Regions from separate parts of the Homo sapiens genome. Here region 1 is linked to region 2. A link is an interaction called in ENCODE POLR2A ChIA-PET data of the cell type or tissue named here. Cell type or tissue: Caco-2. All regions are shown on one strand. Each heading gives the region's core, and the rest is flanking DNA. Links, peaks and the distances in the headings are about the cores only.

The links. ChIA-PET counts read pairs that join two places held together with the same protein. Peaks named below come from ENCODE experiments on the same cell type or tissue, not always from the same donor. Only the 100,000 strongest peaks of a DNase experiment are listed, where the experiment ranks them.
Region 1: POLR2A ChIA-PET joins it to region 2 with 5 read pairs; 5 of 35 experiments call an interaction of 5 or more read pairs at or near these places.

The regions. Positions count from the first base shown.
Region 1 is chr19:49,911,001-49,915,361 of GRCh38, reverse strand. All of the region lies in intron 2 of NUP62 (nucleoporin 62), which reads left to right. It also overlaps a transcript of IL4I1 not described here. Among named protein-coding and RNA genes, the nearest start is that of ATF5, 16 kb to the left of the region's middle. RefSeq lists enhancers at 2,091-2,942, 3,591-3,900. In Caco-2, for the core only: no CTCF peak of the experiment used is centred there; a DNase peak (open chromatin) is centred at 1,941.
Region 2 is chr19:49,710,065-49,714,443 of GRCh38, reverse strand. CPT1C (carnitine palmitoyltransferase 1C) reads right to left here. Exons shown (of 20, transcript NM_001199753.2): 15 at 3,960-4,124; 16 at 3,587-3,721; 17 at 2,483-2,635; 18 at 1,595-1,708; 19 at 1,380-1,472; 20 at 713-1,024. The coding sequence ends at 839. Among named protein-coding and RNA genes, the nearest start is that of CPT1C, 21 kb to the right of the region's middle. In Caco-2, for the core only: no CTCF peak of the experiment used is centred there; DNase peaks (open chromatin) are centred at 793 and 1,863.

The sequences.
Region 1 (4,361 bases), core at 362-4,361, 200 kb before region 2:
CCATTCTTCCATAGGCACATCTCCCTCTGACTCCTGCCTCCCTGAAGAACCCCTGTGGTCACCTGGGGCTCACGTGGATAAGCCAGGGTAACCTCTTTATCTTCATCACATCTGCAAAGTCCCTTTGCCATGTAAGGTCACATTGACAGGGTCCTGGATCAGAGTGTGGGCATGTTTGGGGGCCGTTTTTCTGTCTACCCCCCCACACACATAGCACACATCCTTCCTAATTCTTCCTTTCCTTTTGGTCCAAAGCTGAGGTCTCCTGTATTCTTTCCCAGGCACAGACTCCTGTCCCAGGCATCTAAGGAAAGGGGTTGGGGGCCGGGCACAGTGGCTCACTCCTGTAATCACAGCACTTTAGGAGGCCAAGGTGGGCAGATCACCTGAGGTCAGGAGTTCAAGACCAGCCCGGCTAACATGGTGAAACCCCGTCTCTACTAAAAATACAAAAATTAGCTGGGCATGGTGGTGCACGCCTGTAATCCCAGCTACTCGGGAGGCTGAGGTGGGAGAATTGCTTGAACCCGGGAGGCGGAGGTTGTAGTGAGCCAAGATCGCACCACCACACTCCAGCCTGGGTGGCAGAGCAAGACTCCATCTCAAAAAAAAAAAAAAAAAAAAAAAAAAAAAAACTGGGACTTGGAGTGGCACAAGAATCACAGATGGAGGTAAGGTAGTAGAGCTGACCGAAGGCTGGGGTGACAGCAAAGAACCCTGGTTCTCACAGATGGGGGTGGGATATGCCCACCTGAATTCAGATGATTCCGCATCTGAATCCCAAGCGGGTCTTCCTCCGGGTTCCCAGGGCTGTGAAGGCGGCCGTGTTGTTTGAAACTCAAGGGTAAATGTTGGGGCAGGCAGGCAGGAAGGGAAGGGACTGGCGGCTCTGCCAGCACTTTCCTTGGTGACCTCAAGGCAGCGCTTCTCTGGAGCTGTGTCCTGCCTGGGTGAACTACAGATGGTCACAGCCACCCAGCCCTGAGCACAGGCCCAGGCATACCCTCCTCCTTTCCCTGGAAATGCAACACTCCCTCAGTTTGGGTTCCTCCCTGCTTCCTCCACCGCCACCAGCACCATCAGCTTCTTTGGTAAGGAAACTCTCCCCTTTGGCAAATGTGGTAATTCCGGGATCAGAGCTCGTAATAGTTTGCATTTGTGAGAAACTTCCCAAGTTCTAGTATTTGTGGCTTTTTGTTTTTTGTTTTTTGCCTCAAACTCCTGGGCTTAAGCAATCCTCCTGCCTTGGCCTCCGAAAGTACTGGGATTACAGGTGTGAGCCATCATGCCTGGCCTGTCACTGTTAACCTGGACAGACCCTGTGGTTTTGGTGCAAATTTAACACTTTGCTCAAATTGTGATGCTGTCCTCTCTGAGTTCCAGTTCGGGCCTCAGGCTCTTGGCCTGGACCTTCTCCCAGTCTTCTCTAAGCCACCTGGCCTCCAGCCTCTACCCCTACGGTTCATCCCCCACACCCATAAAGTCCGCCTGTGGCTCCCTCAATATAACGCCCGAACCGTTAGCATGGTATGTATGGGTCTGCCAGATTCTCCCGCCTGTCACGTGGCCCACAGTCCCCAAGACCACCCTGCGGCTCAGTGATGAGCTAAGACTCACAGAGCTCAGCAAAGCTTTCTACTCACAGTCACGGTCACGGTTTATTATGGAGAAATGATACAGACTGAAAACAGCAAAGGGGAGAGATGCAAAAGCCCCAAGGGAGACCAGGCACGAGCTTCCAGCTCTCCTCTGCAGGTAGAGAGAGTCCCGCGGACAGTGCTCAGTTCTCCCTGCAACAGCGTGTGGTAACGCTTACGGAGCAGTGGCGGCCCGGGTTGTGGGGAGGACATGGCGCACCCGTGTGGCTGAACTGAGGTCTGCTGACTCCAGCCCCTCCAGAGGTCGTGCTGATACTGTATGACCCAAAGCCCCCACTCTAGGTCACAGCGTCAACATGGACTCTCTAGAGTGGCCTGGGGCCCCAGGTAAACAAAGGCGCTCTTATCTGGCAGCACATTTCAAGAACATAGAGATTCTCCTGGAGCTGGTCAAGGGCCATTTTCTCTCTTTGGAATGTGCAGATTTGAACAGCCCAGGCTTGCCAAGTCACTCCTTCACACATAAACATCTCCCTTCAGAAGCACCAGATCACTTAGCACCCAGAGGCATGTCTGCTGTGTGGGCCTCCCTGTCTTCACACAGGCCTTTCCTCCCGCGTGGACGGCGCCTCTCCCCCGCCATCCTTTCCCTGGCTGATGCTGCATCTGCAACGCTCAGCTTCTCCCTGGAACCTGCTCCCACAGCATGTGGCCCGGCCCTGTGCCTGCCCTGAGCCCTGGTTGTAGAGCTGACATTTGACTCTGGCTGCCTTGAGGGCAGGGACCGTGGCTTAACCAGCCACTCTGGGCTTCACTTTCCTCATTTGTCAAGTGGATCTGCCCCAAAGTTTGCTTTGAGGAAACGGTGAGTAATGGTAGGTCTCCTTTCTTTCTTTTTTAGATGGGGTCTCACTCTGTTGCCCAGGCTGGAGTGAGTGGCACAATCACAGCTCACTGCAGCCTCCACCTCCCTGGGCTCCAGTGATCCTCCCATCTCAGCCTCCCAGGTAGCTGCGACTACAGGCGCCTGCCACCACGGCCAACTCATTTTTGTGTTTTTTGTGTAGAGACAGCATCTCGCTATGTTGGCCAGGCTGTTCTCGAGTTCCTGGGCTCAAGCGATCCCCCCACCTCAGCCTCCCAAAGTGCTGGGATTACAGGCGTGAGCCACCTCACCTGGCCATATCTAAACTGCGTGGATCAGGGCTGGATCAGTATGGGTTCACCATTGTGAATAGATCCCTGGCACCTGAGTATTGGAAACCAATGTGGCACTTAATAAATGGTGAACTGTTGGCCGGGCGCAGTGGCTCATGCCTGTAATCCCAACACTTTGGGAGGCCGAGGCAAGCGGATCACCTGAGGTCAGGAGTTCAAGACCAGCCTGGCCAACATGGAGAAACCCCATCTCTACTAAAAATACAAAAATTAGCCGGGCGTGGTGGCATGCGCCTGTAATCCCAGCTACTTGGAAGCTGAGGCGAGAGAATCGCTTGAACCCGGGAAGCGGAGGTTGCAGTGAGCCGAGATCATGCCATTCCACTCCAGCCTGGGCAACAGAGCGAGACTCCCGTCTCAAAAAAAAAAAAAAAAAAAAGGTGAACTGTTAAGCCAGACAAGTCCCCATAGAAGATTGTTTTCCTTGTAGTTTTTTCATAGTTGCAAAGAGCTTTTTATAAATGCTCTTCTTGGAAATTTTAGCTACAACTTATTAATAGCAAAAGCTTTTTTAAGCTGAGTTCTTGAGAACTGAGATGTGTAGGTGTAGCTGCTCAGATGCCTTTAGCTGCCAGTAACAACACACCGGCTTGAGGTGGCTCAGCAGTGAGGACTTTTGTTCTGTCCCACAACGGGAGGAATGGATGTAGGCCGGGCCAGGCCCCAGCAGTCCTGGGGGCTCAGGCACTTGCCGTGGCCTCTTGAAGAGACCTTTCTCAGAATCCCCCAGGAAAGCTTTATGAAAATGCCAGGGCCACAGCATCCCAGCCCCGGAGAGACTGGCTTAGTGGAGCTAACAGCCTTGTGTATTTTGAATGCTCCCAGTCAGTAGTGATGGACGCCCATTGAGATCTACTGGCTTAGACAAGGCAGAGCGTGTGCAGCTGGCCCTGGGGTCATCTCCCCAGGCTTGCTTGGCTGTGTGGAGAAGGAGGAGCAGACGAAACAAAACTTAGGGGCCTGTGAGGAAGCAGAAGGGTGCAGTGGAAGGGGTGGGGGTAGTGAGATAGGTTGCCTCTTACTCAAGCTGGAAGGGGATTTCCTGAGGACAGACACCAAGCAATTTAAAAACTGGCCTGGAGAGAGGGAAGAGGAAACAGACCTCGTGGGTGTTTCTCTGGGTCAGGCACTTGGCTTCTCAGTCTTGACTTTGATTATTCTTTTGTTTTTTTGAGACAGGGCCTCCCTCTTTCCATTTCCAGCTTTTAGAGCTGCTTCTGCCTTCCTTGGCTCCTGGCTTTCTCACATCTTCAGATTCCAAAGCGCATCACTCCAGTCTGCTCGTGTCACCACAAGCTTTCTTCCCTTCTCCAGTCAGTCAAATCCGTCTTCTAAGGATACTGCTGATCATCTTTAGGGCTCACGCCTGTAGTCCTGGCACTTTGAGAGGACAAAGAGGGAGGATCGCTTGAGCCCAGGAGTTGAAGACCAGGGCAACAGAGTGAGATCCCATTTCCACAAAAAATAAAAAAGATTATCCACGCATGGTGGCATGCACCTGTAGTCCTAGCTACTCTGGGAGGCTGAGGTGGGAGGATCACTTGG
Region 2 (4,379 bases), core at 103-4,102:
GACTCTCTCTCAAAAAAAGAAAAAGAAAAAGAAATGGCTGGAGTTGGGGTTGGGTAATAAAAATTTTCGTGGGTTCGTTTGGGGATTGTCAATTGGGGTGGCTGGATCTTTAGGTTTGGAGATGGATTTTTTTTTTTTTTTTGAGACAGAGTCTTGCTGTGTCCCCCAGGCTGGGGTGCAATGGCACGATTTCTTCTCACTGCAAGCTCCGCCTCCCGGGTTCATGCCATTCTCCTGCCTCAGCCTCCCGAGTAGCTGGGACTACAGGTGCTCGCCACCATGCCCGGCTAATTTTTTTGTATTTTTAATAGAGACGGGGTTTCACAGTGTTCGCCAGGAAGGTCTTGATCTCCTGACCTCATGATCCGCCCACCTTGGCCTCCCAAAGTTCTGGGATTACAGACATGAGCCACCGCGCCCGGCCTGGAGATGGATTTGAGGTGGACAGTGGTGTTGGGGCAGCAGGAATTAGGCTCAGGAGAACTTGTGAGGTTGTGTTTGATTGGCACTGGCCTTGGAGGGTTGGGTTTGGTATGAGTGAAGCTGGAAATGAAGTACACTGGGCAGGTGTTGCGGGCTGTGGTTGAAGCTGTGACTGCAACTGGGAATCCCTGGCTGGGCCTGGGAATGGATGGGAGCTTCTGTCCTCCTCCACCCTGGTCCTTACCTCTTCTACCCCTGCCCTGCCCAAGAGCATAGCAGACACCACACACCCAGCTCACACATCTTTATTGGCCTGGATGTGGGGTTGCCAAACCAGTTGCCCCTGTCCTGTGTCAGCCAGCTGTGGCAATTTCACCCTTATTCCTTGGAGAGGCCAGCTGCCTGCTGGAAGGAGTCAGAAGTCGGTGGATGTCATTGAGGCCTTGGAGGCCCCAGTCTGGCGGGAGAGAAATCCACACCTGTGCCTGGAGTTCTCCTTCCCTGACCCTCTGAACCGGCGCTTAAAATGCTGTCCCGCCTGGAACAGGGAGGCCACATCCAGCAGTGCGTCCTCAATGTGCTGCCCCAGCCTGTGGGAATCCTGGAAGGAGAACAGGTCAGAGCCAGGGGAAGCTGGGAGATGGGATCCTGGAGGCTGAGAAACAAGAGGGCTAAGGGCCTGGATTCCTGAGTCTGAGGGAGGAGGAGCTGGGGCCTGGACTCCCGAGTCTGAGGGAGGAGGGGCTGGGGGCCTGGACTCCCGGGTCTGAGGGAGGAGGGGCTGGGGGCCTGGACTCCCGGGTCTGAGGGAGGAGGGGCTGGGGGCCTGGACTCCTGGGTCTGAGGGAGGAGGGGCTGGGGCCTGGAATCCTGGGTCTGAGGGAGGAGGGGCTGGGGGCCCAGACTCCTGGTTCCTGAGGAAAGAGGGAGTTGGTGGGTATACACGTTTGTCTCACCGTTTTTGTGCTTGATTTTTTGCTGGAGATGTGGAAGGTGATCATGCCATCCCCCATGAAGATATAAGAAACACCATAACCATGGTCATCAGCCTGGAGACGGAAAGAGTGAAGGGAAGAAAATAGCTCCGGTCCCCTCCACCCCCACTATGCAGGAGTGCAGGCCCCCCAGCCCCCTCTTTCCTCTGGGGGCCAGCGCGCCCAGCTCCACTCACAGGCCCGAATCCACCGCCTGAGGAAACATAGTCCGGGTAATTGTGGACGTCAAACAGATGCATTTGCTGAACAGGGATCTGGCTGGTGGACAGCTGCCACTGCTCCGAATGGACCTGAGGACAGGAGCCCATCACATGTGCAGGACAGAGATCTGCAGTTCCGGCCCTTGGCTCCACTTCACTCCCTGCATCCCTGGCTTTTTTTTTACCCGTAAATCCGGGCCTCCTTCTCCCTAACCACGCCCTTCTCCTGACCACGCCCTATCTGGCCACGCCCCTCACTCGTCTCACCACCCACACCCACGTCCCTCTCCTCTTCTCCCTCGGACCACGCCCCTCCTCTGACCACGCCCTTTCCTCTTATCCCCACCCCACTGACCCTCTCCCCTTTTGTCTGCTCCCGTTGTCCCGTTGCCTCTCCGCCTTCTGCCTTGCCGCCCCCCCACAACTGACTTCTCTGCTGACGCATCCTTTCTCAACATCACCCTCCTTTTTTTTTTTTTTTTGAGACAGAGTCTTGCTCTGTCGTCCAGGCTGGAGTGCAGTGGTGCGATCTCAGCTCACTACAGCCTCCGCCTCCCGGGTTCAAGGGATTCTATTGCCTCAGCCCTCCCAAGTAGCTGGGATTACAGGTGCCTGTCACCATACCCAGCTAATTTTTGTATTTTTAGTAGAGACAGGGTTTCGCCAAGTTGGCCAGGCTGGTCTCGAACTCTTGACCTCAAGTGATCCGCCTGCCTCGGCTTCCCAAACTGCTGGGATTACAGGCGTGAGCCACCGTGCCCGGCCTTGATGGGTCCTTTTTCAACATCACCCTCCTTCCCTGAAACCTCTCCCTTCTTCCATGGTCTCCCACTTCCCTCTCTAACCCTTTCCCTGTGCCCCAACCTGGGTCAGGAAGGGCGACTGCAGGTGGAGGAATCGGGACACGATGTACAGCGCAAACAGGTGGCGGTCAACTCCCTGCCCGCTCATGGCTGCCTTCAGCAGAGCCTGGTGCTTGTCCACTGCCACGCGGAACAGGGCGAGGCACTGTGGGTCCTGCAGTCCCCAGGGAGGTCACAGGTCATGGAAAGACAGGAAGTCGACTTAGGGCTGGGCCTGCGGCACATCTGGCCTCAACTGAGTTTGCCACATCCCTGCAAGGTGGGAATATCAACCCCATTTTACAGATGGGGAACTGAGGCTTAGAGAGGGGAAATCATTTGGCCAGGTTCACACAGCCAGGGAGAGCCAGGCGGGTTCCTAGGTGTGTCTGGCCCCAGAGTCCAAACTCCTTCCATGGAACCACAATACCTTGTAGGTGCGGGGCTAGGTGTAGGGCAAGGGAGAAGAGGTGCAGGGCAGGTGGGATCTGGGCAGAGAGGGTACAGGGGTGCAAAGGAAGGTCACAAGTCACAAAGAGGTTAAATGGGCAGAGTTACGTTGTAAAAATGGAGTTCCAGCCAGGTGCATTGGCTCACGCCTGTAATCCCAGCACTTTGGGAGGCCGAGGCAGGGAGATCACCTGAGGTCAGGAGTTCGAGACCAGCCTGGCCAACATGGTGAAACCCCGTCTCTACTAAAAATACAAAAAAAAAAAAAAAAAATTAGCTGGGCATGGTGGCGGGTGCCTATAATTCCAGCTACTCAGGAGGCTGAGGCATGAGAATCGCTTGAACCTGAGAGGCAGAGGTTGCAGTAAGCCGAGATTGTGCCACTGCACTCCAGCCTGGGCAACAGAGCAAGACTCCATCTCAAAAAAAAAGAAATGGGGTTCCTTCTTGGGTGCACCCCCAGTGCCCTGTGAGACCACCATGAAAGCAGATATCACACTATGCTGGGCTGTCTCCCCCCATCAGTGAGCTCTTTGAAGTCAGAGGCCAGGTCCGATTCATCCCTTGTCCCTTGTGCTCCTCGTGGAGGCTGGCTTCAGTAGGTCCCATCAACGTTTGCAAGTGGATGAGTGAGTACACAGAAATAACTGAAGCCTCAAGCGAGGGCTGCACCCACCGTCTTCTCTTTGTCCTCCATGGCCCTGACAAAGTTGCAGGCCTCCCTCGTGCAAGACCGCACCGTCTCCGTCCGGCCTTCCAGGAATAAGCGAGTCATGGCCGACTCATAAGTCAGGCAGAATTGACCCCTGTCCTGGGGGACAGGGAGGAGAAGAGGAGTCTGTCAGCTGGGCTCAGGAGATCTTACAGACTTGACCTATCTCTGTCCAGACCTCCAGCCTCCTCCAGCCAGCCCAAGAATGGTTGGAAGAGAGAATTCAAGATGGCCGACCCACAATGGCAGCGACCACAAGGAACCGTGGAGGGGCAGGTCTTGGGGGCTCAGGTGGACTGAGACCCTGCGGGGGCTGTGGATGGGGAACCCAACTGACCCGGAAGTGGGCCAGTTGCAAGGCGATCTGGATGAAGCTGTCTGAAGAGAGGTGGCAGCGTCGGATGAAGCTCTTGCCAAATAGGGAGAATGGAACGACATGGCAGTCGACATTTTCAGACAAGATCTTGGCTCCCCTCAGGGCTAGAGAGATGGAGGAGTGGATCTGCCAGAGGAGGAGGGAAGAGGAGTAGTTGGGGTTACAGATGGGGGTAGGGTGAAAGCCAGGAATAAGGCTGGAAGCGGAGGTGGATGTGGAGTTAAGGTTGCGGCAGAATATGGAAATGGGGACAAAGAAGAGAAGAGAATTGAAGGATGAGACTAAAGATGGGGATAGGGGCTGGGCGTGGTGGCGCACGCCTGTAATCCCAGCACTTTGGGAGGCCGAGGCGGGCGGATCACCTGAGGTCGGGAGTTTGAG